2 separate regions of the Homo sapiens genome follow, and region 1 is linked to region 2. Evidence: chromatin contacts called from ENCODE Hi-C or POLR2A ChIA-PET data. All regions are on one chromosome and are shown on one strand. The core of a region is the stretch at or near the end of the contact, and the rest is flanking DNA. Distances in the headings are between cores, read along the strand shown. Region 1 overlaps IGF2BP2 (insulin like growth factor 2 mRNA binding protein 2). Region 2 overlaps IGF2BP2 (insulin like growth factor 2 mRNA binding protein 2).

Region 1 (6,111 bases), core at 1,065-3,564, 42 kb before region 2:
TTCTTCCTTTTGTTTATTTCCCCTGACCATCAAGTCTGTTACGTTTAGTTCTCTAAACTAAAGCTGAATCACTAACATTTCCTTCACTGATCCTGCCCCACACATACACCTCTTTTTTTGTGTGTACAGGAGTAAATTTCACACATCCTCACCCAAGTCGTCTTTGAGGCATTTCTTTTTCTTCTGTATCCTTTCGTTGGAGCCTAACACCATGTTTTTGGGAATATCAGCCTAGGTGTCCATCATCAGAAATAATCATAATCAAATGATATTTTCCTGGGCTTTAAGACATGATAAGATAGTACCAGAATGTCTGAAGATAAATGTTATGCATTCATTCTTTACTGGTTCCCCCCCTCAAAAAAAAGTATTTAAGTACAAAATATTTGAAGTATAAGAAAATATAAGAAAAATGCAAATGAACAAAACAAAAGGAAAATTAAGGTTGAATACTAAAGTGAGGACAGAGGGAAATTTGGTGAGAGAAATGTATGTGATAATATGCTACACAGTTATTAAAGTTGGGCAGCAAGTTTAAGCCTGAACTCTCTAACAGCCATAGCAAAAAGAAACAGCTGATCCTCTGCTCCCAGATTAGGGAGGAGCCAGGAGAGCCTGCTAGGGAATCTTACTCCATGAATGCCGGCCAGATATTCCTCGTATCTCCCAGGAAAGTTACTGCCTTACCTGGGGGTTGGAGGACAGACCCCCAAACAAGTTTACACAGTGTGAGAGTGGAGTAAGAATGTCCGGAAAGGCAAAATCCACAGAGGCAGAAAGCCAGCTGGTGGTTGCCAGGGGCCGGGAAGGGGCGAGGCTGGTGAGGGAGAGACTGCTCATGGGTACAGAGTTTCTTTTTGGGTTAATAGAAATGTTCAGAAGTTAAATAGTGGGGATCACTGCACAGCTTTGTGAATATGCTAGAAATCATTGAACTGTACACTTTAAATGGGTGAGTTTTGTGATGTGAATTACATCTCAATAAAGCTGTTAAAAAATCTTAAGTATGCAATTACAAAAGAGAGTAACATACTGAAGGGAAAAAAAAACTGATGAGTCTAATATTCTTGTCTTCCACAAAATGCACACTTCTCAGGGGACGTGTCATAACCGAGGCACTGCTGTGAGGGAGTTTGGGTCATAGTGGGTAGAAACTGAAATGTGCAGTCCCTAAGTTTCTTTCCATTGTGAACATTCAGTTATTGGCTAACTGTAAAAAGAGGATGGGATTATAAGACAATTGGGGACATTTGAACATTGTAAGGACATATTTGCTAGTATAAGGAAATGGCTTTTCATTGTTAATGTTTGGTAATGGTATTGTGATTTTTAAAAAAATCCTTATCTTTTATATACTGAAGTATTTATAAATAAAATACTATGATACCTGGGTTTCAGTTTAAAATAATCCAGTGGGTATGGTATAGATGAAACAAAATTTGTCATATGTTGGTAACTGTTAAAGCCGGGTTCATCACATCTGTCTACTTTTGTGTAAGTTCAAAATCTTCATAATAAAATGTTAAAATGGATATTATCTTTCGCTGTTAACTACAGAAAGATCTAGCAACATAGCCAGAGTCCTTGCTCATGAGAAATTATGCTATTTGCAGCACTTGTCTCATTGGCTGATTTATGGGCGACTTCTGAGAGATTGGAAGCCTGGGTGCTGGCTCTAAGTCACATGTATAAGTAAGCATGAAATTCTAGTAAGGTCATCCACAGCTTTTTCAGCCTTCCGTGTGCTTCTCAGATACTGCTGCATGGGGCTGTGGAAGGGATGGTTGCCACTCTTAACAGAAAGGCAGAGAATGCTGGACTCTTACCTCTTAAGCGTAGTTTCGCCCTTTACAGTTCATTTTCTCCTGATTCTCCTTTCTCTTCAGTAAGATGTGAGTGCTGAATACTTACATTTAGTGTCATCTTACAGAGGCTATATATTTTAGCAAGGTGCTAAAGAATGGCATTTTTCCTTGACTTCCTTTATGAACTTGAAACACATTCAACTAATCTATGCACATACACCTTTAAGACTGGACAGAAATGGGTAGAGCAGACAGTAGTACATGTTTGAGAGTGAATGCCAGCTTCTGGTTCAATACTTTTTTTCCGTTTCTCTTTGTTCTCAGGAGAGATGGAAACTGGGCATTTGTATTTGCTCCATTTCCTTCTCTGATTGTGAAGACTGGCACTCTTATTCATAGTAACATGTATTGCATTGGTATCCCAGGTGTTATATTACATTGGATACAGAGTTCCATTGTAACTGAAACTCATTCTTGTGTTCAGCAAACATTTGTGTGTCTACTAGGTGTGTCCCCCTCACAGTGGCCTGCATGGGAGCTGAATTCTTACACTGGTTTTGGATTCTCAGCATTACCTTACCTAAAGAACAAACATTGGTTTTAAAAGCAGTAGTGGCCTTCTAGGAGTTTACAAGCTGTTTATCTCAAGGTAAAGGACTGCAGTTAAATCTCCTACCGTGGAGCTCTATCACCCCAAGCAGTTTGAATTGCTGAAAGCAACAAGTGACCATGACACGAGGGTGGTTGGAGATGAGTATTGTATTTAAATGCTTTGGGATAATGTTGCTTATGATGTCAGTGAAACATCTGAGTTTCCACATTACCTAGCCTTTAGTGATAGATACGTGTTCTAAGGCATAAGATAGTTTTATGTCTCCCTCTCTTATTTTTCTCTCTCCCGAAAGGTCTGCCTTGAGATTGTCTTGCTGGATATGCAGCAGTGCTAACACAGTGCCCAACATTACAGATATCACTACTGCCTGTTTACCTTCTCCTTCAGCAATAGCAACAGCTTACCACTTACTGAACATCTACTCCGTGCCATGTACTTTACATGCATTATCTCATTTAATCCTCAAAGCAAACCCTGTGAGGTAGGTGGTCCTGTCCTTGTTTTACAGAGAAGGAAACCAAAGCTGAGCAAGATCAGACGTCTCTCCACATAACTAGTGCTAAATCCAGCAGTCAGACCCAGGTTTTCTTAGTTCCGAAGCCTGTGCTTTCTCTTGGGTGTTGTCTCTTCTTGGTGTTTGGTAAATATTTGCTTAATTGATATACACTTTGGATGCTTGACAGGCATTTTGCATACCTCCTAAGGCTATATGAGATGAGATGGTTATAAGTCTCTAAGGCATTAATTGAGTGGGACTCTTTGACAGTACCCATGTTTTGTTGCATGAACGTATGAAGGCAGAGACTGCCTATATCATCTCCTGTTGCCATTCAGAAGTACACCTTGTCCTGTTGTGATCAGAGTTTCACAAAGTGCTCTCAGTGCCTAAGGCAAACTGGCACATTCTCTATGAAAAAGACAATTATTGTTCTTGGTCAGGTGGCCAGTTGGCCCAGTTGATTTTGGAGCATAGTGTTAATAAAGGTTAGTCTCTTCAGATATGAGCCAGTTGACTTGGCTATATAAATAGCTGTTGTCACGGGCAGGTCAGAGGTATGTGTGTGGATAGACTGGATCTGTAACCACCAATCAGAAATCAATCAGCAATCATTTACTGAGCATTTGCTATGTGCCTGGCACTATACTAGGAGTGGAGCTTTGAAAGATTTTTTAAAAATACATGAGCTATAGGCTAGGTACAGTGGCTTATATCTGTAATCTCGGCACTTCGAGAGACCATGGGTGGATCATTTAAGGCTAGGAGTTTGAGACCAGCCTGGGCAACATGGCGAAACCCCATCTCTACAAAAAATACAAAAATTAGCCAGAAGTGGTGGCACACACCTGTAGTCCAGCTACTTGGGAGGATAAAGTGGGAAAAATCACCTGAACCCGGGAAGTCAGGGCTGCAGTGAGCCATGATCGTGCCACTGCACTCCAGGCTGGGTGACAGAGCAAAACTCTGTCTCAAAAAAAAAAAAAAAAAAAAAAAGTATGAGATATAGTCTCTCCAAGGGCTATACTTAATTGGTACAGATATGACTCATGGAGAAAGGAAAATATAAAAACAACAACCCTGTTTGTGTGGAGTTTTTTTCACCATTTTCTACTCAGCAACTAACTTGGTGCCTTGCACATCATAGGAAGTTAGTAGGTAAATACTTTTTGAATGAATGAGAATGCAGAGGCAAGTGCTTAGTAGCTTTTCTGATGGCTTTGTAGAAGAGGTTGGATTTGAGCTGAACACTCAGGTATAAATAGAATTCAAGGAAGAGGAGAAGAGTTGGAAGGTGATTCAAAGTGCAGGAAAAGGTTTCAAGGGTAATTTGGAAACACAAGTGTGCATAATGTGTCCCAGGAGTAGAAAAGACCACTTTTGCTAGGATAGAGATACGGCTAGAACCATGGAGTATCGTGAGTGTTGGAAGAACACATTAAGATTTTATTCTGTAGTCTCCTGAGTTTCTTTTATTTATTTATTTAGAGACAGGATCTCACTCTGTTGCCTAGACTGGAGTTCAGTGGTGTGATCATAGATTAGTAAACTTCAAACTCCTGGGCTCACCTTCCCACCTCAGTCTCTAGACTAGCTAAGACTACAGATGCTCACCACCATGCCTGGCTAATTTTTGTTTTAATTTTGTAGAGATGGAGTTTTGCTGTGTTTCCCAAACTGGTCTCAAACTCCTGGACTCAAGCAATCTTCCCACCTCAGCCTTCTAAAGTGTCGGATTACAGGCATGAGCCACCACGCCCGGCCACCTCCTGAGTTTCTGATCAGCAGAGAAAGATTATCAAAACACGTGGCCATAGATGGAATGGATTGATGTGTATGGGAGGCCAGTTAAGAGCTTATAGATATGTTTAGGTGTTGGGTAATAAGAGCCTGAACTAGGATATTGGTTGAGGAAGCCAAAAAAAAAGAGGCAGATGGGAGAAATATTGTGCAGAGAGAAGAAACATGATTTGTTGAGTTAGTGACTGGATATTGAAGCCTGGCAAAGGTAAGAGGAATAATCAAAGATCATTCAGTGATCCTGTGTTACTCTGTTTTTGTATTGCTATAAAAGAACACCCGAGACTGGGTAATTTATAAGGAAATGAGGTTTAATTGGCTCACGGTTCTGCAGGCCATACAGGAAGTGTGGTGCTAGCATCTGCCTGGCTTCTGGTGAGGCTTCAGGAAGCTTCCAATGATGGCAGAAGGTGAAGGGAGAGCAGGCGTGTCATATGGCAAGAGCATGAGCAAGAGTGAGAAGGGGGAGGTCCCAGACTCCCTTAAACAACCAGATCTTGCATAAACCATATGAGAACTCACTCTTCAGTAAGGGTATGGCACTAAGCCATTCATGAAGGATCCACCTCCATGATCTAGTACTTCCTACCAGGTTCCATTTCCAGCAATGAGGATCACATTTCAACATGAGATTTGGAGGGGCCATCATCCAAACCATGTCATTCTGTCTCTGGCCCCTCCAATCTCATGTCCTTCTCACATTGCAAAATACAATCATCCCTTCCCAATAGTCTCCAAAACGCTTGTTCTAGCATCAACTCAAAGTCCGAAATCTCATCTGAGACTCACAGCCGATTTCCTTCTGCCTCTGAACCTGTAAAATAAAAAACAAGTTATTTACTTCCAAGGTACAATGGTGGTACAGACATTGGGTAAACATTCCCATTCCAAAAGGGAGAAATTGCCCTAAAGGAAAGGGTAATAGGCCCCATGCAAGTCTGAAACCCAGTAGAGCAGGCATTAAATCTTACAGCTCCAATGTAATCCTTAACTCCATGTCCCACATCTTGATTTGAAAGGTGGACTCCCAAGGCCTTGGGCAGCCCTGCCCTCGTGGCTTCCCTGAGCACAGCCCACATGGCTGCTCTCTTAGGTTGGAGCTGAGTACCTGTAGCTTTTTCTTGCTGAGGGTGTAAGCTGCCAGTGGCTCTACCATTTTTAGGTCTGGAGGGCAGTGGCCCTCTTCCCACAGCTCCACTAGGCAGTACCCTGGTGGGGACTCTATGTGGGGGCTCCTATACAAGCTTTCCTGTACATCCTCTGAAATCTACGCAGGGGGTGCCAAGCCTCATTCATTCTTGCACTCTCTGTGCCTGTAAGCTTAACACCATGTGGAAGCTACCAAGGTTTATGGTATCTTGCACTCTCCAAAGCAGCCCGAGCTGTACCTGGGGCCC
Region 2 (5,962 bases), core at 1,246-3,745:
ACTCCAACTTTTCTTCCTTCCTTCCTTTCCTTCCTTTCCTTCCTTCCTTTCTTTTTTGAGACAGAGTCTCGCTCTGTCACCCAGGCTGGAGTGCAGTGGCGTGATCTCGGCTCACTGCAACCTCCACCTCCCAGGTTCAAGTGATTCTCTTGCCTCAGCCTTCCAAGAAGCTGAGATTACAGGTGTGCACCACCACGTCCAGCTAATTTTTGTACTTTTAGTAGAGACAGGGTTTCGCCACGTTGGCCAGGCTGGTCTGGAACTCCTGACCTCAGGTGATCCACCTGCCTCGGCCTCCCAAAGTGCTGGGATTACGGGCGTGAGCCACCACACCCAGCCTGTACTCCAATATTCACTCCCCAGTCAACACTCCTGGTCATTTTCCAAGCTCATCCCTGCCTTTTTTCTGCTTAACTCCTAGGAATGTTCATGCAAATAAGATGAAGCACATGAAGGAAGAGCTCTGCGTAGGGGTGTTTGAGCCTGTTGCTGCAGCAGATTGCTAGTGACAGCCATCTTGTTAGCACCTTTATTCTAGCAAATCCAATCTGTTTTGTCTTTCATACTACTGTTCATCAAAGATATGCAGTGTCTTACAGTTTTGTAGAGCTTTGTCATGCCCCACTATCCTTATCTCACAAATAACTGGAATCACAAATGACTGCCCTGTGCAAATCCCTGCAGTGATCTCCCATAGCCTACTGTATCAGTGCAAACTCTTCACCTTATTAAATAAGGCCTCTGCAGTTATCCCCACTTAGTATTCATCTGTCTCTCCATTAGATGTACCCTATTTTCTCTTGTCCAAACACAGTCTGTTTCTTCCTCTGTCTGCTTCCTCTCCCCACCCAAGGTCATCTCTGACCATCATAGTCCTACCGCGGTCCACACTGAATAACACCTGGCAAGGCATGATTTGGGTCTGTGGCTTCCCAAGAATGTGGTCCTGTAAGCTGTAAGGAGCAGCTTCTTGGGAAGGTCTGGGAAGCCCAGAATAGCCCATCAAAATGGTGGTTCTTGACTCCAAAAGATACAGGATCTTACCTTGGTGTCACTTCTGCGCTGTGTTCATCCTCTCAGTTTCTCAGGTTTTGATCGTGGCTTTGCTCTTCCCTGCTTCCATTTTCCACTCAGATTTAACCCTACCCATCTGCCAGTTCCAGGAGGGAGTTTCTGACTTTCTTTTTTTTTTTTTTTTTTTTTTTTGAGACAGAGTCTCGCTCTGTTGTCCAGGCTGGAGTGCGGTGGTGTGATCTCAGCTCACCACAACCTCCACCTCCTGGGTTCAAGCGATTCTCCTGCCTCAGCCTCCTGAGTAGCTGAGACCATAGGCACGTGCCACCACGCCTGGCTAATTTTTTGTATTTTTAGTAGAGAGGATTTCACTATGTTAGCCACGATGGTCTCAATCTCCTGACCTCGTGATCTGCCCGCCTCGGCCTCCCAAAGTGCTGGAATTACAGGCGCGAGCCACCGCCCCCGAGCCTGACTTGCTTTCTGATAGAGTTACTGCTTTAGCCCTGGAACCACATCCCACTACTCCCTTGGTCTTAATCTTCTCAGCTTCACTATCTGCCCCACTAGTCCAAGGTTCAGCACATTTTTTCTGTACAGGGCCAGATTACAGATATATTAGGCCCTGTGGCCCATATGGTTTGTGTCACAACTACCCAGCGCTGCCAATGCAGCATGAAAAAAGCTGTGTACAATAGGGAAACAAATTGGGTGTTTTGATAAAACTTTATTTACAGAAACAGGCTTTAGGCTGGATGTAGCGCAGGGGCCGTAGTTTGCCCAGCCCTGCCCTAGTCAGATGCCTATTAATGTGCACTCCTGACACCGGTTCATGTAACTGGTTGCCAGCCTGAATATTTGATGTTCGTTAGTACAGCCCATGCAAGAGATCATGTCTGGGACATGCCCAGCTGGGAATGCACAGTGCAAAGCTGTCAGTGAAGTGAACAGAATATGCCATTCCTGTTCATTCTCACTTCCTTCCCTCCTTCTCCGCATCCCAAGACTGGGGTTTTTAGCCTTATAAACTCTCAGTGGTACCTACTTCCCACCTGGTGGACTTTCCTCATTAGTGCAGCCTGGGACATAGATGTGTCTACTTGTCCTCTGTTGAATCCAGGTGCGTTTGTGTCACCTCCTGCATTTGTGTACTGCACCATTTATTTGCCCCTTAGACAATTAATTTTGTATCGTTTCAAAGCTCGCTCTCCAGCTCCTGTGGGCCTGCTGTTTCACAGTCTTTCTCTTGGAACTCTTGTTTGCTGTAGATGTTTTTACAAGTTCTTAGCCATGGGCTTCTTTTCTTCTAGCCTTTACAAACCTTTTTTCTTGGCTCACAGATTACAGTCGCTCTATCTCTGACATTGAACAAAGATTTCTAAAACTTGAGTCCTATTCTCAGAGTAAACCACTCACAGCACAGAAATTCTTCCTTCAAAGGTTTTTTTTTGCTTGGACAGCTCAGTTCTTGCATCATATCTATGGGAGGAAGAGGCATCTGTTCTGTCCTGGAGGGAAGTCAGCAGGCAGGACTGAAGAACTCTCAGCACTGAGGAGAATCTTAGGAAGAGGCCATCTGGCCCCAGAGAAGTGAAATACATGCCAGAGTCACGTATCTGGGTGGTGGCCATGTGCCCGTTGGTCCTGATGCCCACTCTTTCTGTTTGTGGCCTCCCAATAAATAGACCGGGGTGCCCAGCCCTCAGGAAACCAGTCTCTCTCAGAGCTCCACGGCTGCCAAAGGCCTGCAAGAAGCCTGGTCAGAGACAGAGAGGACCCTTTACATTCAGATGATCTGAAATGACCAACATGAGCTGAATTGAGAGGCCCAGTTCCATGGGCATAAGGGCAGCCACTCCTGCTGTCTGTTCACTTGTTTATAGTCATCCATTGAGCATGTACAGTACTGGGTGGTGGGATGAGAAAATCACAGAAGGCGGAGTCTGGCTGGGCAGCAGAGATGTAAACAGAGCGTTACAACAGGATGTGATAAATTCCACGAACAAGCCACCAGGTAAGGGCTGTCGGAGCTCTGATCCAGGCTGCGTAGCCTCTCTTTGGCCCCTCAGTTAAGGTGAAATGTTAACCAGGCATGACCTGGAAATGAAGGATGTCCTCCCACTTCCATTCTGATGACCAGCCAGCGCTGACAGGGTTGGCTTCCTCCATGCACCACCATGGCCCTGAGTAAATACACTCTCCTTAACCAGATCAGGGAGCCCAAGACAGCTGAGGGCTGGTGCTGTGCTTCCCTACCTGCCCCCGAAGAAAAGTAGGAGGTAAATTCCTTACTGAGGACGTGAGTCTGGTGGCCAGCCCAGCAGTCTTGGCATCTGAGGAGGGCTACAGGATAAAGCAGCCCACTTCCCCAAAAGCTGTTCTTTTTATTGTTAGCAGAGACATAAGAAGAGACCTCTGAGATTTTCTTTGTTTCTGCTGAATATGGAAAGAGGGAGGGGAAAGAAAAGAGGGATATTCTGTTTTAACACAGAGCATATTTATAAGATTGTATTGTAGACCAAAAGGCAAATCAGTTACGTCAGTGTTTATTGGATAAATGCTGCAGAAAATATCATTAAAAGAATTCCAAAAATATGCTGGGCAGAGGAATCATTGTCGGAATAAGTAAATACTTTTCTAAGAGCATTACTTTGATGGAGGCCTTATTCGTGTGTACTAAAAAAATAAAAGTTCTGGTGTTTTTTTTTTTAATCATGTTATTCAATCATACCCTCTACTAACCTAAAACATTCCTAATATATTTAATGGATCTATTTGTTATGCTTTCAAGAAGTGTGCTAAATACCTGTTAAAAACAGAAGAGTATTAGAATAGTAATTGTGGAGATGCTTTTATTTTGAGATAAAGAGGCATTTAATTTGTTGGTTAAGTGGACCTGGCAGCCACATGTCAAAAAGAAGTGAGGAATCAGGCTGGGCGTGGTGGCTCACAGCTATAATCCCAGCACTTTGGGAGGCTGAGGCAGGTGGATCACCTGAGGTCAGGAGTTCAAGACCAGCCTGGCCAACATGGCAAAACCCCGTCTCTACTAAAAATACAAAAAAATTAGCTGGGTGTGGTGACGGGTGCTGGTAATCCCAGCTACTTGGGAGGTTAAGGCAGGGGAATCTCTTGAACCTGGAAGGTGGAGGTTGCAGTGAGCCGAGACCATGCCATTGCACTCCAGCCTGGGCAACAAGAATGAAACTCCATCTCAAAAAAAAAGAAAGAAAGAAAGAAAAAAAGAAATGACGTATCATCAGAAGACTGTCCTGATGGTGGGATATAGACAGCCACAGAACAGGGTCGAATTACACTTGCACCGCACATTTCAGAGCTGTAGAGTTCTCTTTTCTGAGGATGAAAAGTCAATAAGAAGAAAATATCTTCTGAGAAGAAAGTTAGTGCTGCTGGCTGTGCTTACCTGCCTCCCGGTGTTTACCTGGCGTGTACTGACTCTGTGTGGGGCGTGATGATTCGTGTCTGAGTCTTGGTGAAAGGTTTATCACCCTCGTGGTTTAACTCAGGAAATAGGAAGTCTTTGCCATGGGTTCTTGCCAGCCTGTCCAGCCTGCTCTCTTGCCTTTCCTTGGAAGCATTCTCTGCTCCTCTCAAATCAGAGGACTTGAGATTCCTCAAATTCCTGTTCTGGCTGCCATGCCTTTGTGTGCCTCATTCCCTTAGAATATCTTTCCCGACCCCTCTATGCTCTCACTTTTCCCATTGGCGTATTCTGCCTTCCATTCCTCAGAGCGTTGCTAAGGTGTTGCCTCCCCCTGGTTCCTTGCCAGGTTTCCCCTCCTGTCTGTCTTGCCCCTCAGGCACCCTCCATCATGGTGCAGGCTTGTCCCTTGGCAGTGCGGCATGTGAGGTGCACTCCCTGCCCACTAGCCTCCTGGTTGGGAGCAGGTGGTTCATGCTGTCTTTCTGGTATCTAACATAGTAAATGCTTGGTAAGGGTCTGTGGAATAAGTGAAATGAAATTAAGAAAGCCAATAGTCACCTGCCTGAATACTGAGAAAAAGCAAGGAAGAATTCTGTGAAGTTTCCCAGAGTGAATGGGATGGGATAGGTTGGTTGCTTTGCTTTTTGATAGGGATGGAGTCTTGCTACGTTGCCTAGGCTGGGCTCAAACTTCTGGGCTCAAGCAATCCTCTCGACTTGGCCTCCCAAAGTGCTGGGATTAGAGGTGTGAGCCACTGCACCTAACCATAGGTTCTTTAATATATGAAAAATGATCACCCTCATTTGTAATTAAAATGCAAACAAGATAGTATTTTTCACCTATGGATGGGCAGAAATCAAAAGTTTGATAGCTCCATGTTTTCAGCTCCCATGTTTCAGATACATGGGGAAATCAGCATTGCACTGTGTGTTGATGTTACAAATGCACAGCCCAATAACTGTTCCACTTTTAGGATTTCACTTCTAGGAGTTTATCTTCCAAGATATGCTCACACGTGCAAAGTGAGATGGATGGATGGATGGATAGCTAGATGATAGATGAATAGATATTCATTGCAGCATTTACTTACTTTTTGGAAACAGCAAAAGATTAGAAACATCTTGTGTCCATCAGTAGAAGACCAGTTTAATTATGGTACATTCATAAAACTGAATATTATACAGCTGTCAAAAAGAATAATACTACCCTATACTAAGTGAAAAAATGCATATACAGAGCATTAATGTTTGTGTTTGGGTAAAAAAAAAAAGGAATGTATTCATATATGCTTATGTATAGACTACACGGGAAGGATTTTTAAAAAATGAGTAATGGGACCTGGAGGACTGAAGTATAGATGTAGAAGAGAGAATTTTTCTATTCTATTCTTTGGTACATTTTGAATTTTGTGCAAAGAATATACAGTACTTGGGCTAGACGTGGTGGCTCACGCCTGTAATCCCAGCACTTTGGGAGGCCAAGATGGGCGGATCACCTGAGGTC

What was found. Hi-C counts contacts between places; a loop is a spot of excess contacts on that map. ChIA-PET counts read pairs that join two places held with the same protein, here RNA polymerase II (POLR2A). Pooled maps may share reads with other maps.
Region 1: a map of CD4-positive, alpha-beta T cell shows a loop between it and region 2 (14-fold over the local background). The contact joins two enhancer-like sites. A Hi-C loop is called at or near these places in 3 of 168 maps with a recorded cell type or tissue (CD4-positive, alpha-beta T cell, HepG2 and posterior vena cava) and 2 of 50 pooled maps. POLR2A ChIA-PET finds 5 or more read pairs at or near these places in 10 of 52 experiments (BJ, GM10248, GM12878 and 6 more).

Annotation. Positions count from the first base shown.
Region 1 is chr3:185,755,259-185,761,369 of GRCh38, reverse strand. The region is part of intron 2 of IGF2BP2 (insulin like growth factor 2 mRNA binding protein 2); the gene reads left to right. LOC124906313 (a long non-coding RNA gene) reads right to left here. Exons shown (of 2, transcript XR_007096204.1): 2 at 5,005-5,528. Among named protein-coding and RNA genes, the nearest start is that of MIR548AQ, 9.6 kb to the left of the region's middle. RefSeq lists an enhancer at 6,078-6,111. Within about 2 kb of position 2,314, at least 5 of the 41 ENCODE cell types and tissues checked have a DNase peak (open chromatin) inside an H3K27ac peak, as active enhancers do.
Region 2 is chr3:185,713,929-185,719,890 of GRCh38, reverse strand. The region is part of intron 2 of IGF2BP2 (insulin like growth factor 2 mRNA binding protein 2); the gene reads left to right. IGF2BP2-AS1 (IGF2BP2 antisense RNA 1) reads right to left here. Exons shown (of 8, transcript NR_126326.1): 2 at 3,307-3,450. Among named protein-coding and RNA genes, the nearest start is that of IGF2BP2-AS1, 3.7 kb to the right of the region's middle. Within about 2 kb of position 2,495, at least 6 of the 41 ENCODE cell types and tissues checked have a DNase peak (open chromatin) inside an H3K27ac peak, as active enhancers do.